Regions from separate parts of the Mus musculus genome. Here region 2 is linked to region 1. A link is a loop called in an ENCODE intact Hi-C map of the cell type or tissue named here. Cell type or tissue: gastrocnemius. All regions are shown on one strand. Links, peaks and the distances in the headings refer to the core of each region. The heading gives the core; the rest is flanking DNA. Region 1 has its middle 38 kb from the start of Gtf2e1. Region 2 has its middle 57 kb from the start of Stxbp5l.

Region 1 (15,520 bases), core at 3,363-11,362:
TGCTTTATACAACAGAAAAGAGATGCCCATATTATAAAATACACATAGATAGTGGGTTACATGGAGAAATAGGGAACGACAAAAGCAAATTCTATGCTAATGCCAGGGTTACTAGGTGTATTCTTTTTATATTTGAATCCCAGGTTAATCAAATTAAAATAATACAACAGTAAAATTTAATATATAGGGTTTTGACTGTTGCCTCTGTATTTCAGTAACACGTGTAACAAACCTCAGGAGAGCTTGCTCTTATTTTATCAGACAGGTATGCTTGTCTCAAGCTGCTCAGTAACTTGTTATGGGAAGCCTAGTTAGTGACAGGAAAACCAAAAATGGAAGCAGTGCCAATAGTTAGCCTTGGAAGCTCTAGCAGGGGCAGATCTATTCCCAAAGGTGGTAACTGCATGCAGTGACAGTGTAAAGAGGGGTCCCAGGGTACCACTGCCCACTGTGTACAGCAGGGGACAGGCAGGGAGCAGTTTCCCTAATTTTGTTGGCTCTCTTGTTTGAGCTGCCCACATAGCCCAGATTTGCCACTGTTCTTATGATTTTAATGGACCTCAACCTAGAAGACGACTTCTAGTAGCATTTCTTTGGGAAACTACTGCTCCTTTGTAGGGAGAGAAGCAAGGGTCTACACCACCCGAATGGATTCTCCCTAGTACCTTTAATAGCAGTCTTGGGGCGGGGGTGGGGGGGGTGGGGGTAGGCATCAATAGTTTATCTCCTTTTCTGTAAGAATCTCCCAGCTGTTCTCTGGGATTTTGCCATGAAATTTGACTAAAATTTCAGCTTCCCCTTTTCTTTTCTTTTCTTTTCTTTTCTTTTCTTTTCTTTTCTTTTCTTTTCTTTTCTTTTCTTTTCTTTTCTTTTCTTTTCTTTTCTTTTCTTTTCCATGTCATCCCTTTTTCCACCCCCAAAGGCCTTGGAAAGTTTTCGTGTTCTAATATCTTCCTGTTCCTTTCAAATAGCTGTCTTTCCAAATAGTTGTAGCTTCTACAGGCAAAGGCAGGGCCTGTCAAGATGGCTCCCTAACCAAGGCGCCATCTCCCTGTCTCTAGGAGCCAGCATGGGAGGTTAACCATGGCTTCTTTTTTCCTTCAGGCAGTCATTGGTTTGTCTCACTAGAATATATCCCTGGATATGAATCACTTTCACTTATACCATTTCTCCAAAACCCCAGGCAGCAAGCTACTGTAGCTCTGGGGCTGCCCAGCTGTGTCTGCGAGTCTGTGTTGCCCTTGAAGTCAGTGCTTTTTGTTTATTTTGAAGCCTCTTCTTCCCCACCCTCCATCCCCTCCCACAAAACACCTTAAGGGATATTACATTTAAATGACCTTTAAAAATCCATTGAGCACATCCCAGGAGAAGTCAGGGGACCAGGTACTAGTCCCACACTAGCTGATCAGACAGACACTATTACCTCTGATGCTCTTATCTAGTGTAACATTTCCTGGCCGCTTTCTCAACATCTAGGTATGGAATGTTTGTGCTAGGGTCCCCAGGTTTATTTTAGCCAATATTTTATGGAGGCAAGTGGTCACATTTTTAAAATAAAGCCAAGCACCACCAACAAAAAATGCTTTGTGACTTGCTAAAGGAAGTCAAAACCAGGCATGGGGCGTTTTAATTGAGAGACTAAGGTAGAAGGCAGATTTGGAATTGGCAGTGTCACAGGTCACAAAAAGAATGGCAGCGAATTGGGCTTTTGTTTCCCCATCTCACTGTGGTATTTAGCTCTAGTCATCTACATGACTAAGGGAGGAATAATTGAGTATTTTATAATTGTAGGTATTCTAAGAGGCTGGGTACCAGCGGGTGATGAGAACAGCAAAGGCGAGTTCACTTCGTTCTGTTGGCCCCATGCCTAGATTTCTAGCCAGGACCACAGGAAAAATGATTAGATGTGGAGCTTTTTTTTCTTCTTCTTCTTCTTTTTTTCATTTTTATTCCCAAGTTGTAAAAAAGGAGGTATAAAATAACAGTTTCTTATTCTCAACTACCAAAAGTCCTATGAGGCCTGGGAGTGGCACTCCGTGCTCAGAAGAGCTCCGTGGTACAAGGCCTTGGGCTGGGTCCCCCTCACTGGGAATAAAGAGAAAGCCTTCAGATTCTTGAGGTCGGCATGGCTCTCTTTGTATTTATTTTGTGCTCTGTCTTCATCAAAGCTGTGTTGCCTTTAATAGCTCAGTTGCTGTCACTTTTTTAATAGCTTGAAATTCCCTCCCAGAAAATGAAGACTTTAGAAAGAAGCCGGAACTGTGGTAATTGTGTGTGTGTGTGTGTGTGTGTGTGTGTGTGTGTGTGTGTGTGTGTTTTAAACCCTGCCATAAGAGAAAATAAACTGAACAGGATTAATGCAGACACTCTTAAGACCTGACAAGCCAAAGTGGGTTGAGAAAGGGGAAGATAATGAAATCTTCCTTTGGAGAGCTAAAGGGATGAAGTGCTTCCTGCGCACCTTTAAGTGCAGGAGCAGATAAACCGGCCTCTTCAGAATGCGCTTTATGTCCTGAGAACCAGACGCAGCCTTTCCAATTCCCTTAGAAAGCTGCCAGGCCTAGTGCATGCCCCAGTTTCAGCAGTCAGCCCACGGTTCCCATCATACGAAAGTACATTATCGCCTACCCGATGTAAATAAGTCTGTGAGATTAAGCTAGGAAGAGGACAAGCACCAGGTTCCTGAATCATGTGAAGACATACAAGATGGTTGTCTCGTCTCATTGTTACATAAATGTATCTGATGCTTTAAAAATCACCCAACTAGGAACATATATATATATATATAGTAAAATCTGAGAACTCCTCAGACCACCCTCATTTCACTATTCTGAGAGAACCATTGTTGAGAGTGTGCTTATCAGTCCATCCATCTTCTATGTAAATGGGATTATACACACTGTCATTCAGTTTTGTAAACATTAGAGCTGTATAGGATTTTAAAATATTGTATGATGGTTTATGCGACCTCCTGTATTAATGACTGGGCCTACCCTTACACTTTCTTCTTCTTCTTTTTTTTTTTTTTTTTTTTTTTAGTTATTTATATAACATAGAATCATAAGAGAAATAGGCAAAAAGTGTGTTCGTCTGTCTTATGTTACTGTAAGGAATAGCTGAAGCTGGTTCCTCTCTAAGGAACAGAGATTGTGTTTAATGAGGTTTCTGAGACTGAAAGTCCTAAGATCAGACATCTGTCTGTTTGGCTGCAGCTGAGGGCCCACTCGGCTGTAACAAAAGGGTGGAGAAGGAAATGGCCGTTTACAGAAGAGGCCAGGTCCATGGGATGGACTTGCTGTGTTACAACATGCTCTTAGAAGAGCCCACTCTGAGAGGCAGCGTTGGCAGTGATGTGACCTCATCAGCCCTAACTCTCCCATGCTCCTCCGTCTCAGCACTCCTGTACCAAGGACCAGCCTAGCACATGAAACCTTGGACACACTGATCCAAATCAACAGGACGTGTCCATTTACACTTAAGTAAACACTGCCAAATTATCCTTTTAAAAACATGGTTGAGCCGGGTGGTGGTGGTGCACGCCTTTAATCCCAGCACTTGGGAGGCAGAGGCAGGCGGATTTCTGAGTTCGAGGCCAGCCTGGTCTACAAAGTGAGCTCCAGGACAGCCAGGGCTACACAGAGAAACCCTGTCTCGAAAAACAAACAAACAAACAAACAAATGGTTGGATGATATTGAGCCAGAGAACAAGGTAAAGTATTGGCCGTGGATTGGTGTTTATGCAGAGAGAATAGTAAAGCCACAGTCATAGTCTTGGTGTCCAAGTCTGTATTGGTAGGAAGATGGGGACACTCTTGAAAGGTGGTGAAGAGATAGAAGTAGTACATTTGGTGACTTTGGATAAGGTGGTTTTCTCGGATGAATCTGAAGTTTCTGCATGGATGGTGTCTCTGCTCATTAGGACCAGAAACAGAAGGGGCAGAGGGTTTTTCATGTTCAGCAGATTAGCTCTGCCATTTTATCTACAAGGTGAACCTAAAAGTTAAGAGTTGACTGCTTTTTCTTTTGTCACCCTACATCAAATGCATCATCTAGTCCTGTCAGACTCAAAATATAGTCAACGTTATATAACCCAACTGTGAGCTGACAGGATGCACCAATGAGCTGGAGACATGGTGTAAATCTGATCTAGTGGCTTCCACCACTGCCATTCTCAGCCATGCCAGCCATCACCTTGGTGACTGCAGCCACCCTTGAGTGTTCTCCCTGTTTCCACAACACACACACACACACACACACACACACACACACACACACACACACATACACACACACACAAAATTTTAACCATTCACCCACACAGGAATTTTTTTAAAAAATCATAAATTAGATTTATTTTTAAATAGCATCCAGATCTCTTACCCCTTCCAACAGCCCTGTTATGGTCTGGCCTCCACATACCCGCTTCTTCTTACTGTTGGAAACTCTTAGCTTGAATAGACCATCTTTTTGCCTGCCGTGGGTCACTGTCAAGTTACAGTCTCTGTATAAGACACTTGGCCATTCTTGCCTGATACTTCTTTCTTAAGCACAATTAGCACCTCTGAGAAGCTGGTTCTCTGTTCTCCTGTGTATTCTATATTTTCCTGTCTTGTTTGTTTCTTGCAATTTAGAGTTTGAATTAAATGTCTTATTTATGCCCATCACCCCCTCCCCCCCCCAAAAAAAAGAGTATAAGCCACCAGAGGGCAGGCTGCTAGCATGTAGAATTAATTCTACTGCAGAGTAGACTCAGTAAGTGTTGAATGGAGAGATGGGCAGATGAGTTAGCAGTAGGAGAGTATGACCTTTTCTGCACCAAGGCTGATCATTTTGTTCCTGACTGAATTGCAAATTAGTTAATTATGTTCTTAATCAGATAATTATGCTCACTTGTGATTCATGATGCCTAGGGCTCTGTCTCCAAGACTATCAGTAGGGGGTGCTGGAATATAGCTTCTGGGGCACAGCTAGACATCTTGAAGCTTCGGTTCTGGGAGCCATTAGCTTTAATGTTTGTGGGAAGGGAAATTTATTGACTATTGGGGCAGCATTGTCTATATATGTTAGCCACTGGCTAAGTGTGGCTGCCGAATACTTGAGGTGTATCCGACCCAAATGAAAATGTGCTGTAACTGAGTGGTACATACTATACTCATGGTTGGAAGGCTCAGCATGGGAATTACTATGCACGATGATTTTATATTGGTTATATTTTTTAAAATACTATAAATGTGTTGGGTTAAAGAAAAATACTATTAAAATAATCTTAACTGTTTTCCCTCCTTTTAAAGTGGCTATTAGAACTTTGAAAACTCTACAAGAGGTCACATTTGTAGCTTGCTTTGTGGAGTTCTGTGGATAAACATTGTCAAGGGTATCTTTTTAAAATTTAGTTTCACAGGAAAGTCAGCTTCAGTTTTGTGTGTTGACTCGGTATTCTTGGAAACCATAATAGACTTTGCTTCTGATTTTCCCTTTTGGGTGAGACGAGGAGGTTGGGGTGGGGTTCTTGGTTTCTTTCCTGAGGGAAGCTGCTAGAACTGTTGATAAGAACCTAACAAGTTTAACTAGTTCACTGGCACAGTAGTAGGCAAGGGCCTGAGTTCTTGGAAGTAAAGGAAGCCACGCCAGGAGTAGAGAAGCCGAGAGGCAGGAACTAAGCCGAGGCAGCTGGAAGTCCCGTGTGCTGATGTGCTTGTGTTAGTCTAGTCCATACTGTAAGTTAAATTGTTTCTGGGCTTACCATGAACCTTCACCCCACTCCACAAGAGTCAAGGCCACCTGCTGGCTTACTGTAGTGCCTGGTTCCCTTCCCAGGCTTACGGCCCGGCACGGAGATAGTTGCCATCAGTGTGTATTAGCTGAACAAGTATATGGCCGTGTTTCCAGACCACAAATAAGCTATGAAAGGGGCATTTTTTTCTTCTGTCATCTTTCTTCTGTCTGTATAACTAATGTCTGTGGTACTAATTTGTGGTTTCTATCTACAGCTTTGGTTTTTTTTTTTTTTTTTTTTTTAGTTTTTTTAAAAATTCTTTCTTTCTCTCTCTCTCTCTCTCTCTCTCTCTCTCTCTCTCTCTCTCTCTCTCTCTCTCTTTCTTTCTTTCTTTCTTTCTTTCTTTTGGTTTTTTGAGACACGGTTTCTCTGTGTTACCCTGGCTGTCCTGGAACTCACTCTGTAGACCAGGCTGGCCTCAAACTCAGAAATCCACCTGCCTCTGCCTCCCGAGTGCTGGGATTAAAGGTGTGCGCCACCATGCCCGGCTCTTTTTTTTTTTTTTTTTTTAAAGAACATTTTTACAAAGGACATTTTCCCAGCAACTGTTTAAACTACCTAGCCAAAAGTCCCTCAAAGCAATGCATCTAAACTAAGCCTTGCCCATGAAGTTATTTCATGCATGTTAACATCATTCTTTAAGGAGAAAAATGTGTAAAGAACAAAGGGTGGGCTATTTCTTCCTTCACGTTTGTGCTTTATTTAGTGTTTGTACTTTTTTTTACGGCACTGGGGGATTGCCGCCTGGGCCTGATGCATGTTAAACCACTCTTCTATCGCTGACCTACATGCTCAGCCCTTCCTTTCAACCTCCTTAGTTTTATAAAACTCCACTAAGAATTTAAGTTTTCTTACAATGAAGTGGGCGGTTCATGTACTCGTCTTCATGGTGTCCAAGATGCAGATCCTTCTGTCTGTCTTGATACTTGCGTTGCCTTGTCCTGGCACATAGTTTCTGCAGATGCTCATGGCTGGTCCCCCCTTTCCATCGGTTACAAGGAAGGGAAGGAGAAAGAGCAGCGTGGCAGTCAGCTGAGTCACGGGGTCAGCGTAATTTTTTTTTTTAATGGTAAAATTCCCATGGCATTAGTTGTTCGAGAGTGAGCATTTCAGTGGCGTCTGATATATTGAGAGTAGTTGTAACCACCACTACTCGGGTTTGTTGTGCTGTTCCTGTCCAAAAGGAAGGCCAGGACTTAGCAGGCTTTTCTAGTTCTGCCTTCCCACCAACCCCTGCATCTTCTAGTGTATGGATTTACTTTCTCTAAACATTCCTCCTCCTCTTCTTCTTCTTCTTCTTTTTTTTTTTTTATTGAAGATAGATTTTCTTCATACCATTCGTACAATATATCCTGGTTATGGTTCCCCTTCCTCCAACTCCTCCAAGCCCTTTCCCACCTCCCCTGCCATCTTGATCCACACCCTTTCTTTCTCTCATTAGAAAACAAATAGGCATCTAAAGAATAATACTAAAATAAGATAAAACAGAAACAAGCTGGGTAGGACAAGGCAACAGAACAACTGGAGCCGAAGTAAAAGCACAAAAAACCCAGCTAAATGCAGGGCGCGCAGGTTCGTACGCGCTGGACGCCAGAAAAGCAAAACTGGGAGTCAGAATATATATGCAAAGGGCCTGTGAGGTTAAAAAGATAATAATACTTTTTTTTAAAGCCCTGAAAAGCATTATGAGACAAACAGCCTCCAAAGATGCCATTGAGTTCATTCTGGGTCAGCCACTACTGCTGGACGTGGGACCTGCCCTCAGGATGGTTAAATCCCCAGGAGACTTAGTTACCTTACTCAGGAGGATTTTTTTTTTTTTTTTTTAGTTTCATCCATTAACCTGTGGATTTTGTGATTTTATATTTTTTAAAAGATTTTATTTATTTATTATATATATATGACGAGTACACTGTAGCTGTCTTCAGACGCACCAGAAGAGGACATCGGATCCCATTACAGATGGTTGTTAGCCACCCTGTGGTTGCTGGGAATTGAACTCGGGACCTCTGGAAGAACAGTTAGTGCTCTTAACTGCTGAGCCATCTCTCCAGCCCATGATTTCATATTTTTAATGACTGTGTAATATTCCATTGTGTAACTATATCACATTTTTTTAAATCTACCGGCTGATGCTGATAGAGATATATAGGTTGTTCCCAGTTTTGGTGTATTATGAATTGAGCAGCAGTGGACATGATTATGCAAGTGTCTCTATAGGAGAATTTTGAAATGTCCTTTGGATATATGTTCAACAGTGGTATAGCTGGATCTTGAGGTAGATACGTCCTCAGCTTTGTGAGGAACTGTCACACTGTTTTCAATAATAGCTGTACAATTTTGCACTCTAACCAAGAATGCATAACTGTTCCCCTTATATCCTCAATAGCATGAGCTGATATTTGTTTTATTGTTCTTGAATACTCTGATTGGCATAAGATGATACCTCAAAGTACTTTTGAATTGCATTTCCCTGATGACTGTGGATATTAATAATTTTCTTTATGTGTCTCTCAGCCATTGGTTATTTTTTCTTTTGAGAATTCTCTGTTTAGATCTTTAACCCAGTTTTAAATTTGGTGGTTTTCCTGATGTCCAGCCTTTTTTTTAAAAGTTCTTTATATATTTTAGATACTAGCCCTTTATTGGATATATATTTTGAGAACAATATTTTTCCATTCTATACCTGCCACCTTGTCTGAATCATGGTGTCTTTTGCCACAGAGAAACCTTTCAGTTTTATGAGGTTGCATTTATTAATTGTTGTTCTCAGTGTCTGTGCTATTGGTGTTCTGTTCAGGAAGTCTTTCCCTGTGCCAGTGAGTTCAAGAATATTTTATATACACAGAACTAAACTGTATATGATTTGTTATGTTTAGTCTCTCTCAGTATAATATTCTTACAACTTTTACACATTGAAGGATGTGTCAAAATCTCCTTCTCTTTATGACTGAATGATATTAATATTGTGACTATTTATTTTTGTTTCTGTATTCAGCTGTAGGACAGCTAGACTGCCTCCCCATTTTGAACTCCCTCCTATGAATACTGCTGCCTTGCATTTGTGTATCAATATTAAGTCCCTGTAGGTACCTAAGTACATAGGTAGCCTGGGCATGTGGTCTTGTATTCAGAAGATAGCTGAGAAGAAGCAAGGAAGCAAGTCACTAGGTGTTTCTCCATGGAATCTGCTTCAGTTCCTGCCTCTGGGTTCCTGACTGAACTCCTTCCTACCTTGGCTTCTCTCCATGATGGGCTGCAACCCAAGAATTGTAAGATGAAACAAACCCTTTCTTCACTGAGTTGCTTTTGGTCATGGTGATCAATCAGAGTAATAGAAAGCAAACTAGAATAGATACTAAAGCTATGAATTGCTGGTTTACACAATAATCCTATTTTGTATGCTATTTCTTTTTAAAATAGTCTCTCTTCCTACACTCTGTGCGACAATTACTGTCAATCAGTGGGGACTAAGTAGTCCGGGAATAGGAGCCAAGATGTCTATTTTGGCTGTGGTGGTCCCAAGAGAACACCATCGCTTGCTGGCAGTAGCTGCAGAGGACAGACTAGGAGGCGGAGATTCATCTGAACTTTGAATTTCTCTTCCCTCAAAGGAATTAGCTTCTCTACTTTGTCCACTATCACTCCTAGGACTCAGACCATAAGTTAAAATCTTGACTTATCCTGGCTTTCCAGGGCCTTTACCTAGAGCTTCGATGTCTGGGCTCTTAATTCAGACATTGAACCTTCAAGTCCAGGCTCAAAGGTGGCCTAGCATCTCTCTTCCTTTAGTTAAGCATGGAGGCTCTTCTGTCTGAACATGCTTGGAACTACACCAGTATCAGGGGAGGTAGTGATGGCAGTTGTTAGCATCCAGAAGATGGATCCAGAGCTAAATTGCCTCTCACAGTATTTGCTCAGTATGGAGTCAGCTTTAATCAGCCCTCTTCTGCTGGCTTCCAAAGGGGGAGGCTGGCAGCTTTTCATTTCAAGGTAGTGACCTACCTGGGAGGTCTGAAGAATGATTCTGACAGCATTCCAAGAGAAGCCTTCGCTGCTGCTCCAGGCCTGTGTGCAGACTTAATGTACACGCAGGGAGGTGGGGGCAAAGTCGAGACAGAATGGGCCTTCATGTTTAGTGTGTGGGTGGAGAGGACCAACGGGGAGGTGCGTGTCAATCCCATGTCACATCTTTTTTGACAGGCTGTAACGTTTAGCAACTTTAGCGATCATTTACTTGCATCCCGTGGCGACTCATTAAGCTGTGAAATGACTGAGGCACTGTGGGCATCTCTGTTCACATCTCCAGCGTCAGCTAGCTTTCTGGTTCCTGTTGATGCAGCCTTCAGGGGCTCTCCCCACCCACCAGCTCAGTGCATCTTACAGTAGAATACCAGCCAAGCAAAGAGTTAAATGGATGTGTGTGACAGTGACAGCCTTTCTCCCTCCTAAGCTGAGGTCTTAGAGTATATGTTAAGTCACCATAGTAGTGGTGGTGCACACCTTTAATCCCAGCACTTGGGAGGCAGAGGCAGGCAGATTTCTGAGTTCAAGGCCAGCCTGGTCTACAGAGTGAGTTCCAGGACAGCCAGGGCTATACAGAGAAACCCTGTCTCAAAAACAAAAAACAAAACCAAAAAAACAAAAAACAAAAAAAAGCCACCTTGGAAGTTCTTAAATATGTTGCTATTCTCCCCTTCTTTCACTGGTGGACCGGCTTCACATGTGTTGCATACGCCCTGGCCCTCGCCTCACAAAATGCTGTTTCTAAGTCCCCTCTTGAACTTTCCTAACTGAAACGTCCTCTGCCTCCAATCTTCCCTTGACATTTCCCTCCTCTCTCGAATCTTCCACCATAGCCATGCCCGCCAGTCAGCTCCTGACACCAGCTCCTGTATGTGTGCTTGTACTTACTTCCCAAGGTGTACATTCCCTCCCCATTCTTCATCCATGTGGCGCGGCTCATCTCAGTGCCTGTCACAGTAACCGTGCCAGACACGGGGGTGATCCAAGCCCAAGAGCGAGAGCTCCCTGGGGAATACTTGTTGGAATGAGCCCTTTTTTTTTTTTTTTTTTTTTCCTACAAGGGCTGCTACATTGGTGGAGCATAATCAGTAGCTGCTAAGGGCAATCTCTACTACTAATTGAGGTCAATGTGCCTGAAAATAAAAACGATCAGACAGAAGGGCGGCAGTTCAGTGTGGAGAAAGACGAGTTAAACTGTTTAATACCTCAGGCCCTTGCCACGCTCGTGGGCATTTTTACCTTTGCAAGTTCTTCTAGAATGCGACCCAATACATTTTTATTTTATTCTCAGGCGAATTTGAGTGGGCCTCTCTCTGATGAAGATACTATCATCCTGTGCATATGCTAAGCTTCTCTTTACTGCGTCACGGGGGCTTTCTCGTCTCCTTAGATGTAAGGAGCTGCCATCCCCTTTCTTCAGCTGCGGAAACAAGCTGAGAGAAATTTTCATGACTTGCCCGCGTCATGGTAATTCTAGTCACTGCTGAGACTTACACCTAAGATTCCTGACTGTGGAGCGAGAGTCACTGTTTCCACGCAGTGTTGCCTCCCCTGGGTAGAAACAGGTCTCTGGTGGAAACTCACACGGTCTTCTCCCCTGGAGACTTCTTTGCTCTCTAACTCTTGTGGATCCACTGAGATAGAAGGTTTGTCTTTGTCTCAGGATCTCTCTGATTGGCTTTTTTTCCTTTCCATCATCTGGATTCTGTCTCATTGGTCTGTACCAACCACCTCAAGTTTTATGTTTTAATGGACATACTCTCTCTCGAGACAGTGATTTTTGCCTCCAAGTGATAATAGCTTTGGCCTTGCTGCTCATTTGACTCAAGTTCTTCAACTCTGCCATTGATTTCCCAACAATCTTAGATCCCTGAAAGTTGTAAGCCCCAAGTCCCACGCATTCCTGATGTAGCTTCCTCATTCCCGTCCTGTATTAGGGTGCTCAGCCGCAGAGGTGTAAAACACACCACTGGTGTCACTGATTTCCATCTGGCCCTTTCAGCCGTGCAGATCTCTCAGTGGTTCCTCCCACAGTTGATTCTCTTCTCTTTGGCTTTAGCCAATCTGTTCATAATCTTGGTATTCTTGTGCCTTTAATATCTGAGTTCAGTTTGCCCTCATGAAACTTCTGTAGTAAACTTTTTCAACTGTCTATTCACCCTCTCTGTTTCCTTTCTAATAATGCCCATGTTTTTTCCTAAGGATAGCTTTCCCAGGAAAGTGTGCATTCTCCCAGAGCGGTATAGCTCAGTGGTTGAAGTTAGCGGTGGTCATGTAACTTGTTTTAACCAATTGTGGAGAGAAATAACATATCATTAATGCATGATTTATCTTCCTCCCTGCTGTAGTAATTACTAAACCCTACATCAAGATGAAGCCTCCATTGTCCTGTATCCCAGGATGACTATAATGGTTGAGCACCCCCACCCCCCAACAGGTCAGTTTACCCTGTCACATCAGGAGACCAAGAAATGTATATCTGCTGGGTTTAAGCCACTGGGTTTTGGAGGTTGTATTACCGTTGCATAAGAAGGCTGGCCTAACAGAGCAATCTTGGTTTTTTTGACAGTGATCAGGAACTTGGACAAAGTGAGCAGGCAGTCTACAGTGTTTAGTGGCCAAGGAGTTGGTTAAGAAAAATGCTCATGGGTCGGTTGTTACACTAAGACAATAAGGAAAGGTTCCTGTGGCTTCAAGGAGGAAGTCTTTCACTTTTATAGATTCATGGGTATTAGATCTCAAACCCAGGACAATGGCCAACTGAGGTGCATTTCATCATCAAATCCTACCATGGCCTCCAGGTTCTCCCAGCATCCCCCAGTCTCTCTACCTGTTACAGGGTCCTGTTGACTGGCATACCCTACCCCTACCCTAACTATCTTCAGCCCAGGGGCTGGGGTGCCCTTCCCTCAGCTGCCCTCCCCTGTACGCTTGAGCCATCTGGGTTACCTGGCTCTTTAGGTTTACTGTTTACCCTGTCAATCAGTCTCTTGGCTCAGGCCGCCCCACCCCTCTTAGTTGGGTGCTCCGCCCCTCTTTCCCTTTTACCCTCATGGCCGACTCGGGGTCATGGTCACTCTGGACTCTCCCAGATGTCTCTGTCTCTGACTATGCCCCCCTTTTTATCTGCACTAAACCTCCATCACATCAGGAGCGGCCATGTCCTTCCTTTAGACCTTTCTTCATCTGACCATGAAAGACGAATTCCCATTTCCCTGGCTCTTATGTGTGAATGTGAAGTCTGGAATTATTAGGAAAGCCATCTCAGTACCAGCCTTCTGGTAAAGCCATCATACAGGAAATATGTTTTTCAGTTAGAAAAGCCAATAATCCCCTTTATTGTTTAAGCCACCTGGGTTGGGTTTGCTGTAAACTTCAAAAATATTGAAATAGGTTACTTCCCTCCTGTTATTTCTACTTCTCCCTAGCTCATAAGGTCTCGGAGAAGCAATAAGTACCAACAGCATCCATTTGTAAAGACCTGCTGCACACAAGCCACCATATTGATCTTCAGAAGGAAAACAAATATATTCCATATCAGGGTAGCAAATATATGTGTGAGCTCCTTGAGAGAATCTTTTCCTATGTATATTTGTTTCCCTGGCAAATAACACGTAAGTGGGTGCCGGGCAAATATTGTATTAACCGAACAGACATAAATTGATATTTACCCTACAATATTGTTGAGTCTTCCGAGCTTGAAAGATTCAAGAATGATACAAGATAGTGTGTGCTTTTCGTTCCAAGCCTGAACACCCAACGTATGCAGTATGAACAACGTGAGGGGAACAGTGCATCCTTGCCTGAGGGTTGGAAGCAGGAACACAGCTTTTCTGGAGAAAGCCAAGGTTAATCTTAAAGCAGGGCTGGGTGGGTCAGGGTTAGAGGGGGGCAGAGTGGAATCAGCATGGTAGAGTTGGGGTAGAGTTTAGATACCATCTGTGGTTAGGGAATCACCGAAGCATTGCTATACGATCAGGCTACCCTGGGAGCGTTCCCTCCATCCATTTGATGCTCATTATTTGGTGCAGGCACCTACCCTGACTCTTGCTAACTCACATGTTCAGATTATCCCCACCTAGTAGGTCATTACATATGCTTATAAAATTGCAGATGTCTGTCTACCTGCCATTTCTCCCCGGAGAAAGTATAAATTCCCAAGGGCATGTGGCAAGCGTCCTGCCTCTTCTCTGGCTCTCAACTTACTGCTGAGTGTGTTCACACACAGTAGGTCCTCAGTTAAGTGCCTACTGTGTTTGTTGAGTTGCTGCCGAGGATTTGGTTTTGGGGGATGATGTTATTTGCCTCCTGAGCCTGGTTTTCAACACATCAGTGCTTCATCAAAGCCCTGTCAGATCGGATTCTCAATAGGGTATCTTAAATACATGCTATTAAAATACCTAAATAGATGTGCCATCTGTTTCAATAGACTGAGCCTGGTGAATCAGCAGGAGAGGTGGGAGGCTGATCCAGCCAGACATGAACCAGTTGGGTGGGGAACAAGCAGCTAGCTCTCTCTGTGTCTTTACCACTCTAGAGTGCTCTCATCGGAATCTACAGATTTATAGGAAAAAACAAGATCAAGCAGCTAGCAAAATGTGAAGACTTGGGCGGCGTCTGAGCTAGTTAACGGCCATCTCTGCCTGGAGCCCTGCATCCTGCTATGGATAATGCTGAAACCTATGTCAGAGCAGGAGAAAGAAGAGCCGAGGGACATGCCCTTTCCCTGTTCTGGGCCTCCAAAATCTAGATCTTTGGTTTCGTGCAAGTTTATAAAGCATTAAGAAAAAAAGGAAAAAGAAAAGAAAAGAAAAAGTCAATTCATTTTGGGAACTGTCACTAGTGAAGTCACCCAGGACTTAAATCACTAAAGTCGAATGTAATGGTGGGAAAGGGGGTCAGAAGACAGTTTTTTTTGTACATTTCCCCTGGTGATATGCCATCAAGCCTGAGTGTCTAAATGCTCTAGGCTGCCAGGAGCCTGACCACAGTTAACTTCTTTCTCCCATTGCCCTTGTGATGCTGTGGCAGAGCCGGCCACTCTTGATGCTACCATTAAAGAAGGAAACAGATTCTTGGGTCACTCATCACCTCCCAAATCATGTTGAGAATGTTCTCTGTCTGTCTGTCCATCCCTGCCTCCCTCCATCCCTCCGTCCCTCCCTCCCCCCATTACTTCTTTTCCTTTCCATCCTCTAGGATTGTATCAGACAAGCTAATACATAAGAAAAGGCTTTACTTAAAAGGCATGTTAATCAGAGACTCACTGTCCTCCCAAGTTCAAGCTCCCAAGAAAGCAGGTATAAAGATCCTTTTCATCACCCGTCTCCTGGAGAGGCTGACTGCCTGGTTCCTGAGGCCCAAAGGGAGCACATTTGTCTGATCAATTCACTGGGGTCCAGGGTCAAGCCCTTGTCTTTGCAGCATCGGGAACTTGGTCTTGGCAGAGGCTCTGAGTTGATCAGACGCAGGACTGCTGACTCATGCTAACCCACAAGAGACTGATCTATAACCAGCATGGCAGTTTATTAATTTACAGTGGGAAACATTTGGCCTCATCTGCCCCTTCTATCCCTGTAGGCCAGTTGCATGGGAAGAGAGTTCATCAGAAGGTGGCTCGGTGAGCAGGAAACATTGACAAGGCAAGCTGGAGGATTGAAATGCTCAGCATCGCCAGGCAATGCCTATCCAGGGTCCCCGGCTCCTCCAGGCAAACTA
Region 2 (15,520 bases), core at 4,771-12,770, 61 kb after region 1:
CTTCCCTCCCATTTGTGCAGTGCCTCTACCCAGCAGAAGCCCTGTTGATCCCCCTACCCCCACCCCACCCCACCCCTGCTCTGCCATCTCTCCCCCACCCCCCAAGGCCTAGCTTCTCTCATTCTTGCTCTCTGAGCTGTGCTTCTTCCTTCGAAGGAGCCCACTCTGGGTCTCCATGGTTCTGTACGACAGATTTATTTCAAGAACATGCTTGCATTTCTGTTTCTTTTTCCCCTTCAATATGGTGGGTCACCCCACTCTGTATATCAGTAGAAGCAAGTGATGGTTATCAAGGCTTTGTGGAGTAGGTTATGCATCAGATGTCATTGGGGAATATACAAAACAAATAGGAAGCTATATTATAAAATTTAGTTTGGAAGCTAAAGAACGTGTTTACCTAAGGGGGGAGAAAAAGTTATTAACTGGGTGTCCCAAATTAGGACAATCTCAAGAATAAATGAGTTGGGTGTGTCTCTGAGGAAGAAGAGACAGTGTCAAGTGGTGGTTTAGAGGCCATGTGACAAACCTTCCAATAAGAACGCAATCCAAAATTTAAATGTGTCTGCCCTGCCATTTCGTCTCAGAATTAACCTGACAACTGCCCTCAAATCAGCTTGACAAATTACCTAATTTCCCAAGTTCAGCATGTTAAAACACACTGGAATAAAGGAGTGAGTTTCAAAGAAAATGATTCATGGAGATTTTTAGAGAAGTGTTGGAGACAGTTTTTCAATTGAAGATTGATGTTTGTTTGAAGCCAGTAGCAAACATGGATCCAGAGTTTCTACTGATGCTAAAGGAAAGCAATATTGGGCGGTAGAGAGAATAAGGTACAGGGACTGGGAGGGGACTAGTCTCCTCCTTCACCATGTGAGTTTCCCTATATTCCTATATATTTCCTTTCTGATCTACCATCATCCTTCCCCTACAGATCCTATTCTCTTGAAATTCAGTCTCCCTGGTCTGTTTTCCAATTTCTATTCCTATCCAAGAATAAAAGAAGAGACCTGGAACTGTTATAACTTTTTAAAAAATTTTTAATAAAGTTCCATGTTATCAGCTATACAGAGTTACCTGTGCCCTCCTGTCTGGTCCTGAGCCTTGTGGAGTTCTACAGTAATTTTATCAGTCAACTTCTCATAAACAATCTATTCTATAAGAATGTTTCTTCCTCCTTTAATATATGACAACTATTATTTACTGAGTTTCTTATTCTTTCTGACCTAATGAGTTAAAAAAAAAACCCTCAAATTATATTATCTTCATTTTAGTGGTATTTGGTGGAAGACATGTATTTTTTTTTCTTTTTTAATATTTTTATTAGGTATTTTTCTCATTTACATTTCCAATGCTATCCCAAAAGTCCCCCATACCCTCCCCCCACACCCCTACCCACCCACTCCCACTTTTTGGCCCTGGTGTTCTCCTGTACTGGGGCATATAAAGTTTGCATGACCAATGGGCCTCTTTCCAGTGATGGCCGACTAGGCCATCTTCTGCTACATATGCAGCTAGAGACATGAGCTCCGGGGTACTGGGTAGTTCATATTGTTGTTCCACCTATAGGGTTGCAGTTCCTTTTAGCTCCTTGGGTACTTTCTCTAGCTCCTCCATTGGGGGTCCTGTGATCCATCCAATAGCTGACTGTGAGCATCCGCTTCTGTGTTTGCTAGGTAGGCCCTGGCATAGCCTCACAAGAGACAGCTATATCAGGGTCCTTTCAGAAAAATCTTGCTAGTGTATGCAATGGTGTCAGTGTTTGGAGGCTGATTATGGGATGGATCCCTGGATATGGCAGTCTCTAGATGCTCCATCCTTTTGTCTCAGCTCCAAACTTTAAGACATGTATTCTTATCTGTAGTGTTTAATATCACCACAGATTAAGCTCTCATGAAGCAGACGATGAGGTAATTTGAGATTCAAGATCAGAGATCAGTAGCTGTGAAAGAAAGTGGAGCGACATCAGGACTGAATCAGGAGGGAAAGTCAAACCCCGATGCACACCTAGGTGGTAACAAGCCTAGCATGGGACTCTGGAGCACACAACATTCAGAGCCGCCCTTCCACAAGAAATGGCCTCAGTTTCACTGGGGTTTGGACTGGGCTTGGAAGGGAATGACCATTGTCAAGGCTAGTCCCTGTGGCTAAACACTGAATGTGAAAGAGCTGACAACTGAAAGCTGTGTATTGGATAACTATTCCTCACAGCAAGTTCTTTGAGGGGTTATCTAGGTAGCCATGTCTGCCAGACTGGAAGCTTGTCATAGATAAACCTTGTTTTTATTAAGATGTAACTTACATACTGTATAATTCACCCAAGTTAATAATTCCATGATGTTTAGTATGTTTGTGTTTTTCAAATCTGTCCCCACTATCAGCTTCAGAACACCTTCATTGCACCTCAAAGGAGCCTTGCTTCCCTTCGCTGCAATTATTCAGCAATCCAATGTTGTAAAGATTTTTCTTCCTAAATGTTTTATGGTTTTACTGCTTCTATTAGGTCATTGATCCATTTGGAGTTAATTTTTATATGAGGTACAGGTACAAGTGACTATATCCAATAGTCATTTGAGACTGTCTCAATCAACATAAAATACCTCTTACTATTTATATACATTATGTATGCAATATTATATTAGGCATTATAAAACTAATTTTCTTTGTGCCTATTATATTTTAATTCTTTTTCATGGAGACATATACCTATTTTTAAATTTATTTTTATAAGATATATTTATTTCAATTTTTATGTATGATTTTTTTCTACCCTCTTTTATGTGTGTATACAGCATACACATCTAGTATCCCTTGAAGCCAGAAGAGGGCATTGGGCCCTCTGGAGTTATAGATGCCATTTGGATGCTAGTAATTGAATTCAAGTCTTCTTGAAGCATAACAAGTTTTCTTAACCAATGAGCCATCTTGCCAGAATTATCTGCTTTTAGTATTTATATTAGAGTCTTGAACAAGATAATGGACATACACAGAATGTCTACACTATACTACATAAGAATTATATTTGCTGTACTGTGCAGCTCCTTTTGAGTAGGTTCAAGTGCCCATGAATTTAAGGAGGAAAAAAAATACATCATATACCAAGTATTTTTCAGGCACTAAATTAGACATCAGAGATACAAAGAAACATAAAAATATGCTCCTTTCCTGTCAGCTAGCTCATAGTGTGGTGTAAAAACTGACATTATAAGAAAATTCAAGCTGCAAACAAAACTATCACCAAAACTCACAACTCACCTCAAATCACCCTGTCCCTGATAGAGAAGAGATTTCCTGAGATCAAAATCTGTCTTTAGTTGGTTACTTATGCAAACCTCTAATTTTAACAAATGAAATGACTTTTTGAAAGATAGCTACAGGGATACCCAGCATGCTCTATGTCCTCTTCTATGTTCTTAGGAAGACATTTGAATCAGTCTGCTGTTGATGTTGACCAGGAGCGATTTGATACTTATTTTCCATTGTTCCTGGTAATATAGAGTTCGTGCCCCTTACTCTGGCACTTCTGTGCAAGTTACCCAATCCCTCTTAAGGATCTTTTATTGTCTTCAGTGATTGCTAAATGTTTACCAATAATGAATCTGTGAAGTTGACTTTCTTTGTACATTTAACATTAGTCAGGGAAAACATTTACCTCTACATAGGAATTTTTTTTTCATAATGATCTTGATTCTATCTTAATAAATATAATTGCTTAAGAGCAGATCAAGCAGGACAGGAAGATACAGTATCAAATCAAAAGCTACAGATAGGCCAGGAGGTGGTGGTGCATACCATTAATCCCAGCACTAGTGAGGGAAAAGGCAGGTGAATATTTGAGTTCCAGGACAGCCAGGGCTACACAGAGAAACTGTCTTGGTAGGTGGGGAGTGGGGGCGGGGAAGAGCTACAGCTCTGCCAGTGGATGGCTCTGCAGGTAATGGCACTTGTTGCCAAGCAGGATTGCCAAGTGATTGGAGTTTGATTCCTGGGGCAGACATTGTGGATTGAGAACTGATTTCCATAAGCTGTTCTGACCTTCACATGAACACTGTGTATACCCCCCCACCCCCCCACCCCCCCACCCCACCCCCCACAGATATAAGTATACCCACACAAATAAGCGGTTCAGAAAAATCCTATAGTTACTTAGTGATGCTACACAGGTTGATAAAATATATTAGTTTTCAAAAGATAATGAAAATGCTCATATAATTTAGGAGCATGGGAAAATAGAAGTATAAAAACTTTTGCCATTATCTAACCCTTAAAAGACCAGAATTTCTGTTCTTTTGTGTATCTTCTCTTTAGATAATTGATTAGTAATTATTATTTAGATTATATTATCTAATTTTGTTTAAATATCTATTTATACTAGATATATTATCAAAATATAATTTAGATAATTATATATGTGTGTATGTATAATTATATTATCTAAACACAATTTAGATAATTGATAGATTCAAAGTGAACAAAGCTTATCTGAGTTTAGAATGTTCTTATCTGAAGTATACGTTTTTTCTGAATATATGGTGAAATTCACAGCTTTTCTGTTTGTTTTTTTTCTCTCACATTCCAGCTTCTCCCTGGCTATGTTTGATTATATCCTGATTTCTAGGAAATGGTTTAAAGACACTTCTTGATCATTCATGGAACAATTTCTTTTGTCTACTATAAGGCTCCCAATCTTTTTTTTTTTTTTTTTTTTTAGTTTCTCTGTGAAGCCATGGCTTCCCCAAACTCCCAGGCTGGCCTCAAATTCAGAATTCACATTCACTTGCTTTTGCCTCCTGAGTATTAGGATGAAAAGCACCCGCTGTGGTATCAGACTAAGACTCCCAATTTTTTTTTTTTTTTTTTTTTTTTTTTTGGCCAGTTAACCGAGTTCATTTATTTCAAGTGCTTGAAACAATGCCTGGAGATTCTGAATAAATGGTAGCCATTATTATTAGTACCATATTATCCTCATCTGAAGTGTCTTGTTACTGGAAGTCACTCTCCTGGAGCAGGATGATGCTAATGCCAAAGGCACTTTTAGAATCATATTCAAGGACTCCCAATTTTTAATTAAAATTATTTATTCTTTGACAGTTTCATACATGTTGTGATGGTTTGCATATGCTTGGCCCAGGGAGTGGCACTATTAGAAGGTGTGGCCCTGTTGGAGTAGGTGTGCCACTGTGTGTGGGGGCTTTTACACCCTCATCCTAACTGCCTGGAAGCCAGTCTTCTAGCTAGCAGCCTTCAGATGAAGATGTAGAACTCTTAGCTCCTCCTACACCAAGCCTGCCTGGATGCTGCTATGTTCCTGCCTTAATGATAATGGACTGAACCTCTGAACCTGTAGTTTCTCTCACGTGGCTGGCTGATGCTTTCTAGGCACAGGTGGATGGCCAGGTATACAGTATTTGGCATGAGTTACCTTCTGTAGAGTGGACCTTCAATTCAGTCAGAAGATAGTTGGTTATCACCATAACACTCAAGCCATTATTGCACCAATGGACATATCTCACTAGGCTGTTTGTTATGGTGGATCACAGAGATAATGGATGAATTAGAATGTTGAGGACTCTTTTCCCCCTACCAGCCTGTTTAGCACTTCTGGCACTATGAAAGGGGGGCTAGCTACATCCAGGCAAGAATCAGCTTGGTTTCTGGACATCCTGTAACTAAAGTACGTTGTGTTTCCAGCAGTAGGGTCTTATCTGGTGGGAAACCAAGAACGATGGCAATAAGGCTCCCAATGGTTATTTGTTTAGTTGCTTGAACATTTTTGAGGCAGGGTCCTACTTCATCACCCAGGCTAGCCTTGAGCTTTTCATCCTCCTGTCTCTGCTCCTAAAGGCTGTGATCATAGACATGCACGGCTTTCACAGTTAGCTATGATTTCTCATCTGAGGAGCGTGATCCAGCCCCAAATCTGAAAAAGGAAACCAAACGTTACCCTTTTAAGATCATATTACCAATCCTCACAATTCTAGATCATTTTAAGACGTGGGATTACTGGGTAATGTCATTAATCTCTTCAGAGTTTGAAGGTTTTGTAGAATGGATGGATGAGTCTTCCTGACTAGCTATCATAAATGTTGCAGATGATGTCCACAGCAAAAGTTTCTATGATAGTATCAATTTACTGTAGACCAGAGTAACCTTTGTTCTTTTAGAAATATTAAATCTACAAATCTATTTCAACTAGATATTAACTTATTAACATAGAATATATGACACGTCCATATAATTTTTAAAAATCAATGTTATATCTTTCTTTTCTTGCCCTTCATTTCTTTCCAAAAATAGAGTGTCATAGAACTCTGCAGTTGCACTCCTGTTCACAGAGATTTTAATATGATAAAAGAATCCTAGAAGTAGGAAATGCTTTAAAAACAAAACCAAAGGACAACAATCCCAAATCCACAATATTTCCAAGTCATGAAGGGGGATATTTTAAGACTTCCCCTGGATTTTCAGTTCATCTTTCTCATTGTAACTTCCCCGTTCCCCCCCCCCCCCCACCATGATGAGAGGGGCATTGCATGTGAACTCCTCATGAGGCTGAGCTGGTGTTGGCAGGAAGAAGAACAGCCAGAACAAGCGACTAAAGAGTGAGGTGAGAGTCTGGTAAGGATAGGGGGTGGGGCTACAGCTGCTCCCGCAGCAGGAGAGCAGAGGCCTGTAATGCTCACAAGGGGAACACACATGGTCTACTTCCATCCGTGCAGAGTCCCCGTTTCCGCTGAGTTATCTGCTGTCGCTGTTTCTCAGCCCAGAAGGAACTGGCACAGTGTTTACTACCTGAGGGGATCAGAAATAGAGACCAACCCCCCCATGGTGCCTTTGAACAAGCAAGCTTAGAAAGCCACAGAAGGGTGGACAGATTGTTCTAGCAAAGGGAGGTGGGTATGGCTCCTGAAGCCTAGACCCAAGGGGATGCTGTTTATAGGTGACCAGGAAGAAGGAAGAGTAAGATTTCTGGCAGACAAACATCTTCTTGCCCTGGTAGGAACTTATTAAATGTATTGTCTTGTGTTTTTATGCCATTTAGAGGCCTGTTTGGGAAAAGTGGGTACGTGGAAGCGGTCGCTCCTATGTTGGAAATTGCCAGTTGGCAAGTTCCTTCCCTTGGCATGGAAAGTGCCTCATTTTTCACATAAAATGCAGTGGCACCAGAACACAACGCTCTTTGGAACTCTCCCAAGTGCACTTTTTGGGACATGCCAGGTTGATGGCAGTCACTTGGAATCACAGAACGTTGGAGTCAAAAAAGCTAGAAAATGTCTTGCTGTCAAAGTTCTGGGCGGTAATCAAAATCCCCTGCAATAACCTGGGATGCTTGGGAATCTATAGGACTTTGCTGGCCAACAACTCCAAGAGAGGTAACCCATTATGGGCACTGGGATTTTCATTTGTCAGCCTCTGGGGTCTAGAAGGGTTTTATTGGCCCATTAGAGGTTAGTTCTGTTTGAACTCTTTTTATATGTGTGCATGTAGTAGGCTTTCATATTCCACCTCCATATCCCCCCCCCCCCCAATTTAGCATTTGCTGCTGCATTATTTTCCTTGACTCACTCACAGGACTGTATTCTATCTCCTCTCTCTTGGGATCTTCAACACATGGCTCCTTACTGATTTACTGACCTTTCTGAGTATTATAAATGGAACACACACCTGAAGTTAAAGATAATGCCCTACTGTTGAAGACATCACATACTTAAGTCATAGAACACAGAGGAATCTTGGTGTTTACCTGTAAGGTTCATGCCTACTGGCTCCCTTTCATAGGGCTAGAAAGTTCTATGCACACTACTGGAAGAGAAAATTATATCAGTCTTATCCAGATCCAGCTGTGAACCTTTTGAACCAGTAATGATCAGCCTGGCAAGACATGCCCACTGGGGCAAGAGTGGCATAAATGGTACAGGAATAGCCGACTGCTTTCTGACTTGAATTAAGGCCTGTTCCACAATTCCATAGCTGGCATTGTTATCAGGGTCAAGAACGGGTACCTGGAAAGGTCATAGGCCCTAGGGGAGATTCTGCTACTATTACTTTGCTAAATGGGCACAGTATTCAACAGACTTCTGGGGACTTATCATCATACCCATAATATAATATAATTAGCACATCTTTCAGTCTGTGTCAGAAAATCTTTTGGAGTAGGTAGTGACTCACACAGAGACCAAGAAATTAAAGTGCAGAGAATAGAAGATTAGAATTATAAGTCCAAAATGGGACATCTATGTTCTTCTTCCTCCTAAGGTTTAGGAATCATTGCAGAAGAAGAGGCAGAGAGATTATAAGAGCCAGAGGCTGTGGATGACTTTAAGGAAACAGTTTCTTCTGGACATTGCAGGGCTGTTGTGCATATGAACTCACAGCAGTTGTGACAGCACACGCAAGGTTGTCACAAGTTCAAGCCAAAAAGAACCCCATCATGAAGGGGTGAGGTAGACAGGAAGTCTCGCCCCCAGTGGAGGTGTTATTGACAACTGAAAGTGTCTGGCTAATGGAGCGTTTTCTTTGCATATGTGCCTCTTGGTAGATCAATACTCTCCAATAGAAAGCCATACGACCAAGAGTATGTAGACAGAACGAATGTAGTTGATGGGTTAAAAAAAATAAAGAATATACGGTTGAGTGGGTAAGGAAGAAGGGATGGATCTAAGAGGAGTTGGGGAGAACATAAATCTGATCAAAACACAGTGTGCAAATTCTCAAAGTTACTTAAAAAAAGAAGAAGAAAAAAAAAAAAAAGCCAGAAAGGGCCTTAGAGGTCATCCGGCAGCTGTGTCTGCCAACAGACGGAGTGATTCATGATTTTCCTCAAGTTTGGCATCTGCCTGGGAATTTACATGATGTCACTTCAGTGCTGACAAATGAGCAGCTTGGCTAGAGCCAACACTTGTGTGGGCTGCTTCATCCACAGGCGTTAGCTGGTTAATTTGAGGAGAAATCGGCTCTGCCTGAGTCAGTAGACTGCGACACTGGCACGCTTACCTGCTCTGAGCCTCATCTCTCCTTCACTGCCTCTAAGACCTCTGAGTCACGAGATTCCTCCGTTCTCCATTCTGCTGCTGACCCGAGGGCAGGCCGATCAGCTCAGTCTTTTCGAGCCTGTCCAGTCACCATACCCACAGTCTCCTCCAATCAGGGAAAAGGCAGAACTGAAACCAAGTCTTGTGTTTCAGCGGTGCGCGGTGTATGTCTATCTCCTCTTAACCTGAAAGCCTTCTCTCTCTGTGCTCACATGTTCTCAGCTCCCTTCTTCCTCTCCCAAAACAGCTCACGGAGAGATGGGGCTGGAGAGCAGGCCAGACATAAAGAAGGAACTACAAAGACCCAGCTCTAAGGAAGAAGCTTAAATTTGGTGAAGGCTACATCTTAAAGCCAAAGGGACCCTGCTTTTGTTATGGTTTCATGGCTGTGAAGAGACTCCATGACCAAGGCAACTCTTATAAAGGCAAAATTTAGTTTTAGTTTGGAGCTGATTTATAGTTTCAGAGGTTTAGTCCATTATCATCATAGTGGGAAGCACAGCAGAGTGCAGGCAGACCTGGTGCTGGAGGAGACTTCTACATCTTGATCCATAGGCAGCAGGAGGAGGCTCTCATTCCACATTAGGTGGAACCTGAGCATAGGAGACTTCACAACCCACCCCCACAGTGACACACTTCCTCCAACAAGGCCACACCTTCTCCAATAAGTCCACACCTCCTAAATGTGCCACTCTCTGTGACCATGCATTCAAAACACATGGCTCTATGTGGACCATTCCTATTCAATGACCCCTTAGTTGTAGAAATGATGATCTAGTGGGACAGAATGCATAACTTTCCCTTAGACTCACTTGACTGAAACTTGTTTCTTAACCTGAGGCCATGAGCCAGAGAGGAAGGAACACCTCTCAATGTTCATCAGGGAGATGAACATTGAGAGAAATCAGGGACACTCCACAACAGAGATAAGCCAGAACAGGAAGAGATATATCTCTCAATGAAGGTCAATAGAACTGTTAAGTAGTCCTGAGTCTAATCTAGAGAAGTCTGGGAGTTATAGTTAAATTCTGCATTGAGGCTAGAAACGAAACAAGCCCTGAGCCAGTGGTTTTCAACACAGCCTTCACACTGGAATCATCTGGGAGCTTGAAAAAGAAAATCTCCTTAGGCCCTATTCTTAGAAATTCTGGTTTAATTGGTCTGGGATATATTGGTTTCATTGAAGTCAGCCTGGGAAAATCTAATCTAATAGTCAAGACTGAGAGCTACTTTGAAATGAAATGATAATATGTAACAGGGAACCTTTCCAGCACACAAGTTTATTTTCCAGTTCTCTGAAGAGAGATGGCATAAAAGTACCTTGGGATCATTTTAGGGCTTTTCTTCAGATAGAAGTTACTTCAGAATTGGAAGGGGCTTTCTTTCAGATAGGCAAGCAGGTATAGGAGCCCCCCCTGGAGTCTGAACTTCACCAGTTGCTGTCTGGAGAAGAGGCTATATGCTGTCAGAAGAAAAAGGCACTCAACTCAAGGTTTAGATCCTAACAGAGAGAAGAGAGCATGGGACTCAGGGTCCCCTGGAGCCCTGGCAGGTGTCTCCCTGTGCGCTCCCTTTGTTTCTGCAGCTCTGTGACTGAAGCTCCAACACCAGCCCTCCTCCTCCTCGACGCTCTCGCTGACCACCCCGAATAAAATTAATCTATCTCGAGTTCCTTGAGTACTGCATTCATCTTCCTATTTCCTGCTCGTGTCACACTGCATTACGGTTATTTGTTTCTCTGTCTGTCTTTTTTTCCCTGCTAGACTGTGGATTTCTGAGAATCTGACTTTGCTTTTCATCTTTATGTAATAAATGTCAGGAGTGCCTGACATGTGATAGGTGCTGAACAAATATTTATAGAACTGATCAGAAATCCTTGGCTGGGTTTCTAGGTAACCCAAAATGCTATTTCATTTACCATTGCAATTGAAATATGTATGTAGGTAATGGACGGTGGGGAGGAATGGCCTGGTATCATCTTTTTCTTCATGATAATTTAGAATTTATTTACATACAGACTAAATAAGAACATACAATACATAATGCTGAAATTCTCTGGGTATGATAGTTCACATCTTGTAGTCCCAGCAGGCAAAAGTCTGAGACAGGAGGACTGTGGTTGAGAGAACTTGGGTCTATATAAGATCTTAATATGAGAGAGGAGGGCGGGCATATGCTACCAGCAGTCCAGGGACTTAGAGCCTAATGCATGTGGTATGGTGGTATGGAAGAATGGAGACAAATCTGGGAAGATTGGGAAGCTAAAACTAAAGTATCTCTATAAAAAACTTTTGACCTTTAAGGTACTGTGGATCACAGAAGTCACTTAAACAGGAAATGTTAACATCAGGTTTTTCATATGGGGCCAGACCAGTTTGGTGGCTTTTGGATGGATTAGTTGTAGCTTGTTAAAGTGGGGAAACAAGAAGATTGGAAGAGATGAGAAAATTGTGTTTTCTATCCCTAGTTCCAAATAATAGACATCAGCTGTTACAGGCTAAATTGTAACTCCACAAAAATTTATGAGCTGAAGTCCTAAGTCCTCATCCCTCAGAATGTAGCCACTTTTGGAGAAATAAAATAACTACATTAAATTGAAGAAAGTTAGGGTGTGCCCTGACACACTAGGACCATTCTCTTCTAAAAGAGAGAATGTTAAAACAGACATTCAGGAGTAAGATTCTAGCCCAGGAATTTTCAACCTTCCTAATGCTGCGGCCATTTAATACAGTTCCTCATGTTGTGATGATTCCCACCCCACCAACCATAAAATTATTTTGTTGCTACCTCACAACTGTAATTTTGCTACTGTTATTAATTGTAATGTAAATATCTGTGTTTTGCAATGGTCTTAGGTGACCCCTGTAAAAGGGTTGTTCAACCCCAAAGGGAGTGTGACCCACAGGTTGAGAACCCCTGCTGTAGGAGATGCAGAGGAAATTTACCAAGGAAGGAAAAAGGGCATGAGAAATTAACCCTCTGTCTGTTTCATCTGAGACTTCCAGCTTCCAGATGTAAAAAAAACAAAGTGATTTCTGTTTGTTTAACTCATCCTGCCATTATGGAACTTTGTTATGACAGCCTTAGCTCCCTAACACAACAGTAAACCCTTAGGACATGATCAACTGTTAAGTCATATGCTCTTGTGTATTATTATTTTACATGACCTAAATCTCTGGGTCTTGGCACATTTTAGGGGCCAAGTAAGTAACAGATAATATAATGCATAGTATTTGATTACACTTTAACATAAAAATATAGCTCAGTGATTAAAAGCCCTGGCTGCTCTTACAAAGGACCTGGGCTTGATCCCCAGCATCCTCACACAATTCAACCATCCATAACTCCAGTTCCGAGAGAGCTTATGCCCTGTTCTGGCCTCTGAGGGCAACAGGCACACACAGTACACAGACATACATGCAGGTAAACAAAACAAAACAAAAAAACCACTCATATAATGCTAAAAATAATTTAAAATTTTTGTTTGTTTTGACAAACAATAAGAGGCAAAACAAAAAAAAAAAACAATCCCCCCCCCCAAACTTTAACTAGGCTGGGAAAATATATTAGCCACACCAGCTTGATGAACTAGTTTTGATCAGTCATATCCATGTAAAATCCTAGGTGCGCCTGTATCCCAGCACTTCTCCATGGATATTCGAGGCAGAGGCAAGGGAATTAGTTGGTGTTGCCCTCCAATTAAGGTTGAAGCCTACCATTGTCTGGATAGCCTTCTGGGTTCATTGCAAAATGGCTGACTCCCTTTACCAGCAGGGCTTCTCCTTCTCTGATTTTGTCGGGGGAGTTTAAAACCCCAACACACCTCTACCTGTGGACTGTCAGGTAGCCTTGGTAAAGATTACAGGTTAGGCTTCCTTTCTCCTGATAGGAACCTGTTCAGCACCTAGGATTCCTGATGTTTCTTCTCATGCTAATGAGGCGTATCAGTACCTTAACTTTCCGCTAGTGACCTCTGCCCACCCTGGATGTTATTACTGTGGGTACTCACAGGGGTTCCGAACCCCCACCCCTATCAATCATCTCTGCTCTATTTGCTCTCATGGACCAACATTGGCTGAAGATCTCTGGGGGCGGGGGGGGGGGGGGGAGGCTCAGAAAGAAGCTCTTGGGTCAGCTAACCTGAAGTACTGTGCACCGCAGCAGGAAACAAGGAGACCCAGTTTTAAGATGGTAGAACTGACTAAGGTGAGAACTGACTCCTCATAGTTGTCTCTAACCTCCACATGTGCATGCAAATGTATAATGTTAAAAACCTTAAATAAACGTACTGGGCGTTTTCCATCCATTTTAGATTTTCCTAAATTCATAGGTTATAAATTAATATTTGTAATTTTCCTCTTTACCCACATTTAACCCCAGTCACATACACATGCATGACTAAACAATCTATTAGAACAATCTTCAATATATCTCTGGTAACTTTTTGGTAGCAAATAACTGGCTCCCATATTGCTTGGGTACAGTGACCACAGAGGTGGTCATGTGACTTAAAGAGAACCGATGTTTAGGCTGGCAAACCAATTAGTATCTCTCTCTCTCTGACTCTCTGTCTCTCTCTGACTCTGTGCGTGTTTCTCTTTCTGTCTCTGTCTCTGTCTCCTTCCCTTCCTCCCTCCATCTCCCTCCTGTCAAGAAACCTAGAAACTGAGAACGTGGGTAGATGAATGATGTTTACGGTGGAGACTGAGAGTGACCTTAACTCAGGTCCTCTGATTTGTTTGATGCTTGAGACCTCTTGATGCGCAGGAGTTCAAAGTCCTCATGACAGCTCCCACAGTCACTCTTGCTTAAGCCATTTTACCATTCCCACCTCCACAAACAGTTTTGTCCTAATACAAAGACTCAAAGGAATCCCAAGGTTGAGATTAAGCTTTAAAACATAACTCACAAATAACCACACTGATAAACCTTTAAAATACATGTAATTCTGTACAGCCTCTTTTTTTTTTTTTTTTCAGAGCAGAGGACAAAGTCTGTGCCACAAAGAGAGGTCTGAGTAGAGAAAGAAAGACAGTCAGGAACGTAACTGCCTCCATGATTCATGTGAAGTTTACTTTGAATTTTCTGAAAGTAACATTTTCATTTAAGTATGATTGAGTGCATATATGTGAATATATCCATATTAAAAAGTGGTTACAGCCTTACTTAGAAAAAGAAAGAAAGGAGAGGATATGGGGGATGGAGAGATGGCTCAGTGGTTAAGAGCTCTGACTGTTCTTCCAGAGGTCCTTAGTTCAATTCCCAGAAACCACATGGTGGCTCACAACCATCTGTAATGGAAGCTAATGCCCTCTTCTGGTGTGTCTGACGACAGCTACAGCATACTCACATACACAAATACGGTTTTTTAAAAAAGAAGAGAAGGACATGGGACCTAGGCACCAAATTCCATGATACACACAGGAACCAAGCAGTTTAAAATTTACCCCCACGATAGTAAAATATGCACACAAAGAATGAACATTGTCTAATTTTAAAAGAGAGACTTTAAATAAATGTCTTTATTTTCCATTTTCTTCAGCTATTTTAAGTATTCTCAATAACTACTCCTCCCCCCAAAAAACACTCTAAACTCACGGATTTCTAAATAAGGGAAATCTTAGTAGCTTTCTGAATTGTAATCAGATTTCTTTTTTTAAATTATTTTTAAAATTTATTTATCTTTTTGTTTGTTCATTTGTTAAAGATTTATTTATTTATTTAATGTATATGAGTACACTGCAGCTGTACATATGGTTGTGAGCCTTCATGTGGTTGCGGGTGGTTGTGAGCCACCATGTCGTTGCTGGGAATTGAACTCAGGACCTTCAGAAGAGCAGTCGGTGCTCTTACCTGCTGAGCCATCTCGCCAGCCCCTGTAATCAAATTTCTATGTGTGAGCATTTCAATCATTCTTAGTTCTCTGAAAATTCCAAGCAATGTGGTTGGAAGTGTGACTTATTCTCCTCTTCACTCTCACTCAGCTTTGCTTTGAGCATCGGCTTCTGTGGATGCACCCGTGGATTCAGGATAACGGTCCAGCTCCTTCTAAAGGGACTGCTTAGTGTTGGAGAGCTCTATGTTTTCTGGAACTACATTTCTAAGTAGGGCTCTGTGTTCACTGTAAGGTGTGAAAACGGGCTGTTGATGTGAGGAAACATACCTATCTATAATCCCATGGCAGAAGGATCGCAAGTCTGAGGGCTGTATAACGGGACCCCATTGTAAAAATTAAGATACATGAAAATGCATTTATAAGTTGAGGCAGCCTCAGGTTATAGAGGAGAGGCCCACTTGTGTGCCTTACTTCGTGGACCAGGTCTGGCCACCCCACGGGGTGGCTTCTGAGTAGCCTTCATTAGGACAAAAGCCAAACACCTTTGATAGAAAATAATTGGAAATCAAAGGCTAAATGACCAGTAAATGACAAAAAAAAAAAAAAAAAAAAAAAAAAAAGAAAAAAAATCATCCCCGTGTCTCTGAGGAAGCAA

Evidence for each region. A loop is a pair of places that touch in the nucleus more often than their neighbours do. Peaks named below come from ENCODE experiments on the same cell type or tissue, not always from the same donor. Only the 100,000 strongest peaks of a DNase experiment are listed, where the experiment ranks them.
Region 2: it touches region 1 in a loop (2.1-fold over the local background); 2 of 42 quality-filtered maps call a loop at or near these places.

Annotation. Positions count from the first base shown.
Region 1 is chr16:37,494,013-37,509,532 of GRCm38, reverse strand. No RefSeq gene overlaps it. Among named protein-coding and RNA genes, the nearest start is that of Gtf2e1, 38 kb to the left of the region's middle. In gastrocnemius, for the core only: no CTCF peak of the experiment used is centred there; a DNase peak (open chromatin) is centred at 10,755.
Region 2 is chr16:37,434,344-37,449,863 of GRCm38, reverse strand. No RefSeq gene overlaps it. Among named protein-coding and RNA genes, the nearest start is that of Stxbp5l, 57 kb to the right of the region's middle. In gastrocnemius, for the core only: no CTCF peak of the experiment used is centred there; DNase peaks (open chromatin) are centred at 6,726, 7,160 and 8,933; H3K4me3 peaks cover 870 bases; H3K27ac peaks cover 563 bases.